2 separate regions of the Homo sapiens genome follow, and region 2 is linked to region 1. Evidence: chromatin loops called from intact Hi-C (ENCODE). Cell type or tissue: PC-9. All regions are shown on one strand.

What was found. Peaks named below come from ENCODE experiments on the same cell type or tissue, not always from the same donor. Only the 100,000 strongest peaks of a DNase experiment are listed, where the experiment ranks them.
Region 2: a loop joins it to region 1, with 9 times the contacts of the local background. A loop is called at or near these places in 2 of 110 quality-filtered maps.

What each region holds. Positions count from the first base shown.
Region 1 is chr4:128,224,650-128,232,649 of GRCh38, reverse strand. No RefSeq gene overlaps it. Among named protein-coding and RNA genes, the nearest start is that of PGRMC2, 59 kb to the left of the region's middle. In PC-9, no CTCF peak of the experiment used is centred here; a DNase peak (open chromatin) is centred at 4,339; H3K27ac peaks cover 912 bases.
Region 2 is chr4:128,350,151-128,358,150 of GRCh38, reverse strand. No RefSeq gene overlaps it. Among named protein-coding and RNA genes, the nearest start is that of PGRMC2, 66 kb to the right of the region's middle. RefSeq lists enhancers at 7,148-7,686, 7,721-8,000. In PC-9, no CTCF peak of the experiment used is centred here; DNase peaks (open chromatin) are centred at 3,580 and 4,100; H3K4me3 peaks cover 455 bases; H3K27ac peaks cover 3,253 bases.

The sequences.
Region 1 (8,000 bases):
TTAGTTTGCTTTAGAATAGCCCATTCAACTGGGAATAATAGTAAGAGGAGTTAAAAAAAAAAGCCCATTAGTTATTAGGGAATAACTCGAGTGTTTCTCATTTGGGTTTTGATCTGCATTTCCCTAATGGCTAATGATGTTGAGCATCTTTTCATGTGTTTATTGGTCTTTTGTATATCTTCTTTGGAGAAATGCCTATTCAAGTCCTTCATCTATATTTGAACTGAGGTTTTTTTTGTTGTTGAGCTATAGGAGTTCCTTATATATTCTGGATACTAATCCCTGATCAGATATGTGGTTGGTAAATATTTTCTTCCACAATTGTTTTTCATTCTCTTTATGGTATCTTTTGATGCACAAAAGTTTCTAATTTTGATGATGTCTAATATCTATTTTTTCTTTTGTTTCCTGTGCTTTTGTTGACATACTTAAGAAACCATTGTCAAATTCAAGGTCATGAAGATTTCCCCTAGGTTTTCTTCTAAGAGTTTTATAGTTTGTGTCTTAAATTTAGGTCTTTGGTTCATTTTGAGTTAATTTCTGTATGTGGTATAATTAAGGGTCCAACTTCATTCTCTGCATGTGGATACCCAGCTTTCCCAGCCCCATTTGTTGAATAGGTAATCCTTTCCCCATTGAATGGTCTTGTCTCTACTGTCAAAAATTAATTGACTATACTGTCGTGTTGCTTAACAACAGGGATATGTCCTGAGAAATGTGTCATTAGGCAATTTCATCATTGTGGAAACATCATAGAGTGTACTTAGACAAATCTGGATGGTATAGCCTCCTACACACCTAGCTTATATGGTAAAGCTATTGCTCCTAGGCTACATATCTGCACAAATGTTACTCTACTGAATACTGTAGACAATTGTAACACAGGTATTTGTGTATCTAAACATATCTAGACAGGAATCTCTGATATAGGTTCTGTCTCTGAACTTGCCTATTCTAAGTAGCTCATAAAAGTAGACTCATCTATACAGGAAATATGGTAAAGGTACAATAAAAATAAAGTATAAAAGATAAAAATGGTATACCTGTTTGGGGCACTTAGCATGAATGGGACTTGCAGGATTGAAAATTGCTCTGGGTGAGTCAGTGAGTGAGTGGTGAGTGAATGTGAAGGCCTAGATATTACTTTACCCTACTGTAGATTTTATAAACACTGTACACTTGGGCTACACCTTTATAAAATATATTTGTCTTTCTTCAATAAGTTAACCTTAGCTTACTGTAACTTTTTTACTTTATAAGCATTTCAATATTTTTAATGTTTTGATATAACACTTAGCTTAAAACACATACTATAAAAAAGTTTCAAAAATAGTTGTGCAGAGTTTTTTTAATCTTTATTCTATAAGCTTTTTTCAATTTTTAAAATTTTTTTTTAACTTTTTAAACTTTAAAAAAAGACAAAAATCCTTTATATCCTTATTCCATAAGCTTTTCTCTGTTTTTAAAATTTTTTATTTTTTTAATTTTTTAAACTTTTTTTTATAAAAACTAAGACACACACACATTAGCCTAGGCCTACATAAGGTCAAGATCATCAATATCACTGTCTTCCCCTTCATATCCAGTCCTACCAGAAGGTCTTCAGGGGCAATGAAACACAAGGAGCTGTCATCTCCTATGATAACAATGCCTTCTTCTGGAATGCCTCTTGAAGGACCTGGCTAAGGCTGTTTTATAGTTTTGTTTTGTTTTTTTAATAAGTAGAAGGAGTAAACACTAAAATGATAATTGAAAAGTATAATAAATACATAAACCAGTTACATAGTTGTTTATTGTCAAGTACTATGTACTGTACCTAAATGTGCTATACTTTTATGACTGGCAGCAGAGTAGGTGTGTTTATACCAGCATCACCACAAACACATGAGTAATGTCATGACATTATGACATCACTAGGCAATAGGAATTTTTCAGCTCCATTGTCTTTTTTTTTTTTTTTTTTTTTGAGACGGAGTTTCACTCTTGTTGCCCAGGCTGGAGTGCAATTACGTGATCTCGGCTCACTGCAACCTCTGCCTCCCGGGTTCAAGCGATTCTCCTGTCTCAGCCTCCTGAGTAGCTGGGATTACAGGTGCCCGCCACTATGCCCAGCTAATTTTTGATATTTTTAATAGATAGGGGGTTTCACCATGTTGGCCAGGCTGGTCTCTAACTCCTGACCTCAGGTGATCTGCCCACCTCGACCTCCCAAAGTGCTGGAATTACAGGCATGAGCCACCGCCTCCGGCCCAGCTCCATTATCTTATAGGACCACTGTTGTACACGCAGTCCATCATTGACCAAAATGTCATCCTACAGTGGATGCCTGTATATGTGAGGACTTATTTCTAGACACACCATTCTATTCCACTGGTCTATATGTCTGTCTGCATGCCAGCACCACACTGTTTTGATTACTGTAGCTTTGTAGTAAGTTTTGATGTTGGGAAGTGTGGGTCTTCCAACTTTGTTCTTTTTCAAGATTGTTTTGGTAGTCATCATTTTTATGCAGGTGAATTTGGGTATGTGGTGGACACATTCAAGAGAAAAAGGGGAAACTCAAAATTCAGGTTATCTCACAGTTCTCCACCTCTGGCAAGATCCCATTTAATGTCTTTGGTCAGAATGGTCCACCCTGCACTCCTCACAGTATATTGCAGCTTGTGGTCACATTACAGCTAAATGGACATGGCATATGGCACTGTAATTAAGGGATGTATGAAAACTCCAACAGGGTACAATATTGGAAAGAGCACTGCACAAGGGGACCAGAATCAGAATTCTAGTCCTGCCTCTGCATTTAAAAGGAGTGGGCCTTAATAATTCTCTTAGCGCTCTAAGGCTCAGTTTACTTATGCTTTTATTTTCATTGATCTGTAAAATGGGGATTATACTACCTGCCCTACCTCACAGAGATATCTTGAGGCTCAAGTGACGTAAAGTGTGTGAACAGGTTTTCGTGTACTGTAAAGCACTCTAACACAGAAGCTATTATTACTCACACAACTATTAATCATCCGTCCCAAGAGCTATGAAGCATCTGGTCAGGTCCTTGATAACTGTTAAGTAGAATTTTCTGGTCATAAAAGTTCACAGATACTCCAAGGTTCATCAATAAGGGTTTGTCTGGTTTTAGTTGACAGCTTCTTAACCCATCACACTTCATGTCAACAACCAAGAAGAAGCAATGCTCTGTAATACAGTGTTTTAATCCGTCTATTTCACACAGCCAAGGGTGAGGGCTTTGTGAGAAGCCTGGAAGCCTGTGAGAGATGAAACTCACAGGCATCTGGGAAAGCCTCTCATTCTATCTTCCCAACCTGAAAGGAGATATACTATTGCTGATTCATTTATGAGATTGCCTTCAGCTGGTGAAATAGCAAGGGCTAATCACAACAGGAGGGCTCTTAAAAAAGACAAAATAAGAGAAAACAACAAAAGCCCTCCCCATTAGCTGTTGGTTTCACTTATAAGCAATTGCCAGGACTCTGGCAGCAGTCGTTTTGGGGCCCTCTTGACAGGATTCACACACAATCCACAGAAGGTAGAAAGAAATCTCTTCATCTCTGCATGTTAATTAAGGAGGACAGATGGCCCTGTGATTATTCAACCATATGTAGGTCAAGACTAAATGAATTAATAAGCAACTTAATTCTCAGTCGCCTCCAAGAGCTTATGAGGCATCTATGAACAAACAATTGCCACAGTATCCTGGGAAACAGGAGATGGGGGCAGGGAGAGAGATTAAATTTCCCTCATTGCACACTAAGTTCCACAGTCTAGGAAAGGACATCTTAATCCCTCTACCACACATTGTCTTCCATACAATATTTGGGATATGAAAATGAGTCCAAATTTATCTTAGTTATCCAGGTATATATTGTATAACTGCAGCCCATAGGGTTTCTTTTTTAAAAAGTTAAGCTTGATGGATTACTTTAGGACTGAAAAGCAAAGAAAGTAAAGCCTGGAATCATAAAGAGAAATGTAACAAGACGGGCAGCACATGCTGGGGCCAAAACAGGGGTCAGAAAACAAGTTCTGAAAAGGCTCAGAGGAGCACAAAGATGCTGTCCCTGGGACTGCCAGAGCTAGAGCTCGATTTGGACCTGAAGAGCCAATTGGGGAGAAAAGGGGATCATTACTATTTTGAGTGCAAAAGGTAGGAAACTGTGCAAGGCATGCAAGGGGCAGTAATCAAACCAGTGTGAGCAAAGGAGACAGGTGATGCAAGGGAACTGTGAGGGAACAGCTGGCACAGGTGACAGGCAGCAAGGAGAGCCCTGGATGGCAGCAGTGCTGGCTGCTTTCAGGAGAAACCAGTCTGTCCTCCTCCCAGTGTTCCTGCCAGAGTCCACAGAATAGAAATTTGAAACCCTTCAGGCATTTGTACTGGAAAAAGTATTTCTTTCCTCCTCCCCGCTGCTCCCAACTCTTCCCCATGTATGAGTGATTGATGAGACTGGCAGAGGAACCAAGCTGCCCTGCTCAGCAATTCTCTCCCTTCCTCTTACCAGCCATAACTCCCTGTGGAACTGACTGATCTTCCCTCATCTCTTCCTCCTCTTCTAAGTGTTAAGCTGGTTGCCTCTAAGGAGAGGCCTGCATTTGTCCAGCTGTCTCTGGATGGCAAGTTTAATTATCTGAGCAAAGGCATAGGTATTAAACCCAGTTGTCAAATCCAGCACTATTGGTAGTGATGGCTATTTTGCTCCCTTTCTGTCTGCATCCTGGGTATATCTGATTTGTTGCAGCACACTGAAGGGGAACAAAGGGGGCATAATTTATTATCTCCTGCTTAAAATCCCAACACCCACAAGTCCAGAAGGATATACATAGATGCTGTACTATTTGTCTTTATAACAAAACCAAATGCTTTTGCACCACACATTGTCTTCTATATTGTATTTGGGCTGTTAAGACCAGGCAACAGCAATACATCTTAGTTTCTCAGCCTCGTGAAGTTTAGGAACTTTCTAAAAAAATTTTTTTTTAAATATGCATATAACACAAAATTCAAAAGGTGATAGGATAAAAATTCTCTCTCATATAACTCTTTCTACAGGCAGCCATTATTATCACTTTATTATTTATCCTTGTAAGGATATTCATGTATACAGTATGAACATATTTGTATATTTTTTTAACCAAAAGGTGGAAGACATAATGCTGTGTGCCTTGCCTTTTTTAGTTAATATATCTTACAGATCACTCCTTAAGGAATATTCCATTCTTCCTTATCAACTGTTGAGCTGTCATACTTCATGGAATTCCATTATATGACCATACAATAAAAATTAATCACTTTTATTGACAAATACTCATTATAATCTTGTGCTATTTAAAGTAATGACTATATGAGTATTTACATCTTTGCACACATGTGCAAAGATTTTATTTGCAGGGTAAATTCCTAGAAGTGGAATTGCCAGGTCAAATGGCAAATGCACTTAAAATTTTGAAAGCTATTGCTAAATTTTTAACCATAGAGGTTTTCTACCAATTTATACTTCTACCAACATTGGCTACTGTTTTTCAAAATATGGTTCTCTTGTGACTTTCTCTGATCCCTTCCTAAATATAAGAACTCTAGCAACAAATCTGAATTTTAAGGTGGCTCATGAAGGAATAGAACGGTCAGACAATGCCAGGTATTATTTTAACTGCATCTGCCCTGTTTAGCAGGCAGGAACTTTTGCAACTCCACAGCCTTCCCTAGCTTCCGTTCCAGCCATGGCCGCTAGCGTTTATCCGATGTCTCAATAGGTACACACTGTAATCAGGGGTATTAGAAAAAGAAATTGCTAACTTAATGTCTTATTTTCTCTCAGGGATTTAAAAGAATTAAAGGAAACAAGCACAGGTGGTAATTGACCTGGTTAACTCTGGAATCACTTTGAATCTACTTAAAATAGGAGTCACGTGGAACACAAGGGAGGAGGTTCATAAAGCACATGCTGTAATTTAGGGTACATATAAAATCATTACACCCACTTAAAAGCAATCTTTTGAGTGACTTTAAAATATGAGAGCTATTTTCATTGCATGGTAGACTAGAACCAAGGCAAATGAAAGCAAATGTATGCTTTCTTCTCACTTTTCCTTTATGTACAGCCTCGCCAACCTTTCCGGATGTCCTCCAAAATAGGGTCCCATCCAGTATCATTCTGCCATGTAACAGAGCTTCTTCTCTTGGCTTATACTACATGTTCTAAAATTATCCTTTCTCTCCCAAATAAGTTCTTTCCCCTCTGTACCTAATTTTTTAATCTACTCTCAGAAATATGGGCTCTGATTAATTAATTTTCACCTGAGTGGCTAATTTTTCCTTCCTAGAAGTACTTAAGATTTTTAATAGCAAGAGCAGGTTAGTGCCAGATAGCACTTTACATGTATTTTCATTTAATTTATTGAGCAGAATAAGGGCCAATGGGTTAATCTAACTTGCCCAGTCATATAGCAAAAGCAGAGTTTGGATGCAGGGCTACTTAACTCCAAAGCATGCACCTTCCCCCTTTTGTCAGTGCATTTACACTTTTTTGCTTGAAAACCCCCTAAAATAATTTTCATAAGCTATATATCCCTCATGAAGCTTTAAGCTGACATCTAAGCTTTTTATAATTTTAAATAATTGCATAGGTCATAATTTCCAGCATATTATAAATTTCATTTTAAGCGAATCCAACGAAATCCAAATATATAACATTTGGATCTATTTTTTTAAATATATGAGCAAGTTATTCTTTAACTTTTAGAAAGCTTACATCTTTCCTTTTTCTCCTTGAGCTTGTATTCTATCCCATTTTTTCCAGATTTTTATCATAATGTTTTTATGTTTGAAAATATTATTGACCAGATATGTAAATGTATTAAAACAAAAATAAGTACATAATTTAAAATTTTACTTTACTCTGACTATAAGTGGTTCTAGTTGATAAAAACTTTTCTTGAGTTATTACAAATATTAATATAGAATTGATCGAGACAACAACAATATATACACATTTTGGTAATTATTAAACATAAGTAGTAAATTTGTTATTATCACTTAAGTTAATATTAGCTACTGTAACAGATAAAGTTCAAAATCTTGTGGCTTAATATAATTAAAAGCTATTTCTTGATTTAATATAGAGTCCCCAAAAGGACTAGGTAGTGATTCAGGGCTACTCCTCAGGGCTCTGTTGTTTTCAACATATGGCTTCTGTATAGCTGAAGAAGAAAGGAATGAGCATGAAGATGGCACGTGGCCAAGTCTAGAAGTGGAGCCCCTTACTTCATCTGCTTTCCAATAACCAGAACCAATTATATTGGCAAACCTGAAAGAGCAGGAGGACAGGAATGCAGTCTAGCATTCTAGAAATGCTTTGGGTAAACAGCTCGACAATCTTGGCCACAGATTTACTGGAAATGCCTGTCTTGAGAAAAATCATGATTCAACTTTTAAAATAAATCTAATGAAACAGAATGCTTTAGTCTACTAAAAACAAATTTAGCAGCTATTTTTAAAATAATATATTTTGTAAATAAAAAGTTAACAATTTTAAACATTTTGTAGGATGGACTCATAGTAATTGTAATGCATATTTTATGATTTGATAAAAATGTGTTCTAAATCCCTCATTGAATAATACAGTGTACACTAGCCACAATATACAAAGCTTTACCCATAAATATTTATAAAGAAGAGAAATTTAGCAAGTCTTGTGGGTTTATGATAGCTCAATGAATTACTATGAAGATTTCACCTATGTGTGGCCCATGACAGCTTGCATAACTACAGCAGTATTTGGGATAGGTCAGGACAATGCCTTTCTTTTATAAAGTGGAGGAAAAAAATTAGGAATTTGTGCACCTTTTCTCCTTCTCCTCTTCCTCCTTTTTTGTAGAGACTGGATTTCGCTATTTCCTCAGGCTGGTCTCGAACTCTTGACCTCAAGTGTTCCTCCCACCTTGGCCTACGAAAGTGCTGGGATTACAGGCATGAGCCACTGCACCTC
Region 2 (8,000 bases), 130 kb before region 1:
GACAATCCTCAGGGGCCCAGGGCCCAGATGCTCTGCCTCTGGTGACACAGGCCACCCCATCTATTACACTCGGGCTTCTGGTTGATGCTAATGACTGTTGTGACTGACACCCCCAAACAGAAACAAAACTAGGATATTTGGATGTGATACAATAATAGACAATTTCTAGTGATTCCTTTCTCTTCTCACCTTACCTACGCAAATGCCTGACAAAGTGGGTGCCGTGTAGACCTCCCCCACAACTGCCAAAGAGCAGAGGGTTCTAGTAGGAAAGTCCCCTAAAGCAATGTGTGTCAGAGTAACCTGGTTTTAAATGCAAATTCCTGGACCTTATTCCAGACCTTTGAATTAGAACCTCAGGCAAATGGGATCCAAGAATCTACATTTTGAACAAATTCCTCAGATGATCTTTTTTTTAACTTTTTATTTTCCCAGATAATTTTTATACACACTAAAATTTTCAGAAATCTGATGGAATTTTCAAGTAAATTAAAATTCATACAAACCCTCAGCTCATTGGGAGGGTTTCTGGCCACAGGCCTATATTTAGTGGTCATTAAGCCACTACTCTAAACACCCACAGGCAAACCACTCTGTGCTCAAGAGGAAGGAACAAGTTTCATGATTTCATCCTTCTCTCAGCCTCACTGTTCACGCTCCTCTTTTGGAACAATAGGCACTGCCATATGATGCTTCTGGCACCAGTTGCCTTGTATTGTTTAACTTTTTGTGTTCGTTTTTTATTGCTGCCATAACAGATTACCACAAATGTGGCACAAATTTATTATCTTACAGTACTGTAGGTTAGAAGTCCAATACAGAAGTCACTGGGCTAAATTCAAGGTGTCAGCAGAACTAGGTTCCTTGCTGGAGGCTCCAGGGGTAAATCTGTTTTCGTGCCTTTTCCAGCTTATAGAGGCCACCCACACTCCTTGGCTCATGGCCCTCCTCCATCTTCAAAGCCAGAAATGCTGCATCTCTGATTCTTCACATCTCCTTCTGACTCTCTTCTTCTGCCTCTCTTCTCCACTTTTAAGGACCCTTGTGATCATACCAGGGCCACCCAGATAATACAGGATAACTTTCCTATCTCAAGGTTCTTAAGATGTGATTACATATGTGATTACATTTCGAAAGTCCCTTTTTCCAAGTAAGGTAATGTTTTCACAAGTTCCAGCGATCTAAGATATGGATATCTTTAAGGGGCCATTATTGTACCTACCACAACTTTCACCTGTAATATGAAGGATGTCTTCATTTGGGCTCCTGCAAAAGCAGACCCTGAGACTAGGATTTGAGTAGAAGTCCCACGAAGCCCAGTAAAGGAGTGGGGCAGTCAGGTAGTAAGGGAGGAAAGCAAATAACTTGTGAGTTAAATGAGCAGGATACTACTACAGGCAACTAGACTAAATTCTCCTAGGGACTGTGTACAACACACATTAGAATAGTCCCACCTCGGGGAAAGGAAACTGGAGCATTTATCCACCAGTTCCCATCATTTTGTAGTTAGGGGTCACATTAACTCCCAGTGCACTTCCAGCACTTCATGCTTCCCTGCCTGTGAACGGGCTCCACAGCTAGCAAATATTCCTGGTGGAGACACTCAACAGGCTATAAACTTGTTCCATCTGAGAGACCTCCGGAGTGGACCAAGAAGATATGAGTGGGTCATCAACAGCATCTGAATCAAGGGGGTTGGTGTTTGAGCCAAGTGTGGCATTACGTCTCAAAAGTTTCAATGCTCATATCCTTTGACCCAGCAAATCCACGTCCAGGGAATGCGTGCTAAGAGTATAACTGCAGACAGGTGCAATGATTGCTTATAATATTTTAAGGAATTAGAAATTATTTAAATTCCATTAATAAGGGATTAGTTGAATAACTTATGGTGATACAATTGAACATTCTGCTACATTTGGATATAATTAGGTGGGTCTACATTTATTGATAGGGAAACCAGTTCCTGACATACTGCTGAGTGGAAAAAAAAAAGCAGGTTACAAATAGTAAGCATATTATAAATCCATTTATGTAAAATTATGTATGTATAATATATATGTGTGTGTATGTATAGCAAGATGTCTCAAAGAATGTTCATCAAAACTCTAACAGTAGTTATTTCTAGGAAGCAGAATTTCTCATCCTTTATACTTTCTTCTTCATGCATCTCTGTATTACAAAAAAATTTACAATAAACAATGTATTGTTTATTAATCAATTACAAAGACACTTGCAATTTTTTTAAAAAAGAATTCAAATTTGCCCTAAAAGATAAGCTTCTATTTAGTTCTAATATGATAATGTCAATTATCATTATACATCTCCATTTTAAAACTACATGATGCTGAGGACCCCCTTGTATTACACAAAATGCTTAGGGCATATTTGGAACACAGCAGGTACTTAATAATAATTGACGTTCATCAGTATGAAATTCAATAAAACAACACACGGAACAAACTGGGTCATGGTAAAATTTTCACAATGCATGGGATGACTCCCTAGGGAGCTGAGAGGCCTGGCGTGGCCTTATCAGGCAGGGGCCTGCTCTGGCAGACAAGGAAGGCCTGCCCTTGCACAGACACACCCATGCCATCCCAGAGATAGCATCAGAGCCCTGCTCATCTTAGGTAGAAGTGAAAACAAAGGCAACTGTAGGCTTGCAGTTTTATAGCATGAACGAGACAAGTGGAATCTGTGTTAATCTGTTAGAAATTAACTCAATGGTTTGTCTCCTGAAACTCTAGGCCTTCCTTGCAAGAGCACTCCACTTCCTGTTATGCACAATGGCAAAGCTGACTGGAACTGCCCAGAGGAAGAACAAGTGGAAGAGTAAGTCACGGTGTGCCCATAGGGCAATAGAAATTTAAAAGAATATTTAGGTGTGGGACTTCACATCCATGCCTCTTTTTCATGTCTAATAGGGAAAATGTCTCACCTGCTCAGGTTGCTCTTGGACTCTCATTTGTTGCTCAGAATCTAAATAATGAGCAAATAGAGGGAAAACAGAAGAGTGGAGAAATCCCCGTTTGTGTATATATTAAAGAGCTGAGAGAGGCAGCAAGAGGAAGGAGGGAGAGAGACCAGAAAATCATGTGGAATAGGTGCCAGGGAGTTTGGGGTTTGTGAGATAATAGTTGGAGATTAAGAGCTTTGGGGATCACCTGATATCCATATGGAAGAAAATGAAGATAACAGTAAAGTAGATTTTAAGATGCTTTTTCTATAGTAAGAATGCATACCCCACACTAACATCGAATTGTATACTTTAAATGGATGAATTGTATGGTATGTAAATGACGCCTCAATAAAGCTGTTTTTTAAAAAAGAATACTCCGTTCCAAAAAAAAAAAATGCACACTCCACTTTGGCAGTTTACTGAGAGACTGCAAAAATATTTGAAGAATCCTAATTACCATTTAGATACCAGACCATTCCTTTGAATTCATTCTTTCACAGAGGCTGAGTCATGTGGAACTTCAACTATGTTTAGGTTCTGGTAGGTTAGAGAAAGGACCCTTAAGATCCTCTAGTCTAATGCTCTCATTTCAAAGGTGAGGAAATGAAGCCACAGAGGTTAAATAAGTCTGCACTGTCACACAGCAGCAAAGCTGGGAACTATGGAGGTCTGATCTCAGGTCTTTCGAAATGCACCATTCCACCCCCATGTGATGCTCTTCCTGCTTTTGTTTACAGAAAGAAACAATTTGAGGATAAGCATGATTAGAACATATAGTTATTATGCCCATGGTTCAGTCTAGTTGTTCTGACCTTTAAAACGAGTCAGTCAGACTGGCACCAGTCCAATCAGTTGCACACCACTGCCCAGCTAACAGCCTGGCCATGGAGATCCGGCCTTCCCAGCCCAAGCCTGTAGAACAAACAATCCCCACAATGGCAATGTTACTTTCACCTCCTTTTGAAGAACAATAGGAAAACAACAATAGATACCTAACATTTATTGGACACTTATCAGTGCAGCAACTTGGGCAGAGTAGTCAGAGCCCTATGACACTGAAATTTAGAGAGTTCAAATTTTAAGTAAGAACTTTAAAACTACTAGATGTCACTAATGTAAATAACACCCATCTGTGAATCACATCAGAAGTTTACAAAGTTAATTATGGGATCGCATTTCTGATGCTCTCCCAGGATGGCTCTGGCGCCTGCTATGTGCTAGGCGCTGGTCTAGACATTTTACATATGGCACCTCTTTTAATCTCCACAATAATTCCATCACATGGGTATTAATCACCCCACTCTGTAAGTAAGAAAAAAAAGAAAAAAACTGAAAACATGATGGGAGCAGGACCAGGCACATAAAAGATAAGTTCTGATGTCAAGAAACAGCCTTAGGGCTCAAGGAGGGTATCTTTATGATGTAACTTAAGTCTGTACCAGAAGAGTTCTCCTTTATCCCTAAAGAGTCACCTCAATGCGTATCATTCCATCATTAGTTTCACCCTTTTTTTTTTTTTTTTTTGAGACAGAGTCTCACTCTGTTGCCCAGGCTGGAGTGCAATGGCACGATCTTGGCTCACTGCAACCTCCGCCTCCCGAGATCAAGCGATTCTCCTGCCTCAGCCTCCCAAGTAGCTTGGACTACAGGTGCTCACCACTACGCCTGGCTAATTTTTGTATTTTTTAGTACAGACGGGGTTTCGCCATATTGGCCAGGCTGGTCTTGAACTCCTGACCTTGTGATCCACCCACCTCGGCCTCCCAAAGTGCTGGGATTACAGGCATGAGCCACCACACCCAGCCTAGTTTCATCCATTTTTAACTTAAATACCGTTAGTAGTCACCCATAAAATTGAGAATACCCCTATGCATTGATCAGAGTCAGCAATGCTATGTTACAGAATAAGCTGGAATCTCAGCAGACTAACATGATAAAAGTATTTCTTGCTCATGCAAAGTCTGATGCAGATGTCTGGAGCCATTTTAGAGGACCAGGAATGAGATAAGGAGAGCATGGTAGATATGCAGGATATTTCAGATTCAGAGCATGGAAGATCAAGAAGCTTACAAGTAGAGAACACCATTTCCACCCACATTCCATTAGCCAGAAATCAGTCACATGGCCAACCTAACTGCACAGGAGTCTGAGAAATGTAGGGAAGTGCAGAAATGGGTGGGCTTTATAATATCCACCACCTTCCCAAAATAATTCTATGTTTGGTTCTTATTTGTCAGCACATCAGTTAACAAGAATTAGTAGCAACAATAGATACAAGTAGTATGTAGGAGTCTCTTCTTCAGGACAGGACCAGAAAGGAAGAGATGGAAAAGGGACAGTGACAGAGACATATATACATATTTAATAATTTTATTGGGTTCTGCCTGACTTGAAAGATCTATCTACTAAGCCTTGCTGTGTCTCCAGCTCATTGGCTGATACTTCCAATAACTTTGGCTGGATGCTGAATTAGACTTTAAGTTTTGCAAGTATAATTTCTTCCAGAGATATCAGAAATAAAGCTATTTATTCATTTTAGGTACTTTGACAAATAGGTACTTTGGGATCTACAACTGAATAAATAAATGTTTTCCTGACAAGTTGAGTATAACAGATTTTAATGAAGTGACATTTTTTCATTTTATTTCTACCATAAAATTCAACAACAAAACAAGTTGGCCCTGAAAGGAAACAATAATCAAATTTAGGAATGTATCAAATTTTTTAAATTATATATAAAAGGAAAAGTATAACTTATTAAAACTTTAATAATAACTATTAATGCACCACCCGACAATTAAGACAGAAACCTGGCTTGAAACCTTCTTCTTCACTCAGTCTATCCAAGCACCAACTACATGTGATTTTATCCCCAAAATATCTCTCAAGCTTATCATATTCTATCTTCTATCCCCATTGACACTACTTCAAACTTTCTCACTTGGAGTGACATCACCTCCTAGATGACCTCTCTGCATTCAGTCTTGCCCACCTTTTCAACCCCGTACCCCTGAGAGCAATGTGTTCAAAACTGCAGGGTGCAAGGGGATCTTCTTGGAAGGTTAAATACACAGATTCCAAAGTTTTCCACCAGGATTCTGATTCAGTAAACCCAGTGTTGACAAAAAGAGTCAAACTCTGTAAAATATTTGAAGAGATTTATTCTGAGCCAAATATGAGTGACCAACGGCCTGTGACACAACCCTCAGGAGATCCTGAGAACATGTGCCCAAAGTGGTTGGGGTACAGCTTAGTTTTACAGATTTTAGGGAGACATGAGACATCTATCAGATACACATAGGATGTACATTCGTTTGGTCCAGAAAGGCAGGACAACTACTTGGAAGGAAGGGCCTCCAAGTCATAGGCAGATTTAAAGACTTATTGATTGGCATGGATTGAAACAGTTAGGTTATTGTCTAAAAACTTAGGACTGTCTGGGTTAAGATAAGGAGTTGTGGAGACCAAGGTTTTATCATGCAGGTGAAGCCTCCTGGTAGCAGACTTTGAGAATAGATTGTAAATGTTTCTTATCAGACTTAAAAAGTCTGTTCTATCAGTAATTCCAAAAGGAAGGAGTTCCAACACCCCCTTCCCATCATGGTCTAAAACTAGTTTTTCCATTTAACTTTGGAATGCCCTTGCCAAGAGAAGGGGCCATTGGGATGGTCAAGGGGATTAAAATTTTATTTTTGCTTTATACCAGGATGGAGTTCAGGGCTCTGAATTTTTAACAGGCACAACAGAAGATTTTAATGTATGTGCTCTTGGGAGAAATACTGCTCCACAAAAAAATCTCAACAAGAATTCCAAATCTCAGTGGTCAGTCCTTTGTTTAAAGCAATTGAATGGCTTTCCAGTGACTACCAGATAAATCCCAAGACCCTTATTATAGAATATAAGGCACCATGACACAGGCCTGGAGTATCTTTCCAGCCTCATATTTCCCTATTTCTCCTTAAACCTTACAGTTTCAGAACCACCAGTGCCAAATTATTTGTATTTCCTGAGCACACTACATTGGTTCATGCCTCGACATCTTAGCCATGTCAAAGAAGGATTTTTTTCAGCCCCTTTGCTGGATTCGCAGCAGGGGTGCCCCCTCTACTTGGCCTGCCATGCTCAGCCCCTTGCAGGAGGGAGCATGTGAGCGAGCAAGTGTGGAACCTGGCCAGCCACTCTGACCACCAACACAGGAGCAAGCTCTGTGCAGGGCCCATGGCCAAGCCAGGCATGTTACCTCGAAGGGAATAGGGCAGTGCCCAGGGAGGGATGCCCTTGACCCTGAAGCCCCAGAGCAGGTGTTAGTGTGATAATTAGCTCTTGTAGTTCCACTGTCCGCAGCCTTATGGCAGCATGTTAGCAGCTCAGTCGGTCCATTGCTCCATTGTGCAGGGTGGCTGCTCTCTGCTGGCAAGGGCAAGGGCCAGTACTACAGCTTTTCAGAGTACCTGTGCTCAGTGGGTCCTAAGCTCTTGTCCAGCAACCAAGAAAAATGACATCACACTGATGACTGAAGGGTGATGACAGCAGAGGATTTTATTGAGTGACAGAACAGCTCTCAGAAGAGAGGGGATGCAGGGTGGGAGGAAGGTACCCCCGCCCCCACAGTCGGGTGGTTTCTCCCTGTGTGATTGGGTCTGGGGCTTTTTATGGACTCAGAATGGGGAGTGCATGCTGATTGGTTTGTGAGTATGCAAAAAAGTTTAAAGCAAAGACACCACTCAAAGGTGGGCACCACAATGTAGAAAACCAATTAGGAAAGGGTAGGTATATGTAAAATGGGTGAAAGGCAGAGACCAATCAGAGGAAAGCACACCAAATGGGAAGACAGGTTCTCAATCTGGTCCCAGCATTTAACTTGTAACTTGGCTTTCAGGCTTTACATGGTCTTCGACTTGGAGGTGGGATTTTGCTGGGGACTCACCCCTATCTGCCTAGGCATCTGACTGCCTCCTGTCACTATCAATGTTGTTCCTGCTACCCAGAATTTCCATGCCCATTGTCATCCTGATAAACCAGCATTTACCTTCAAAACTGA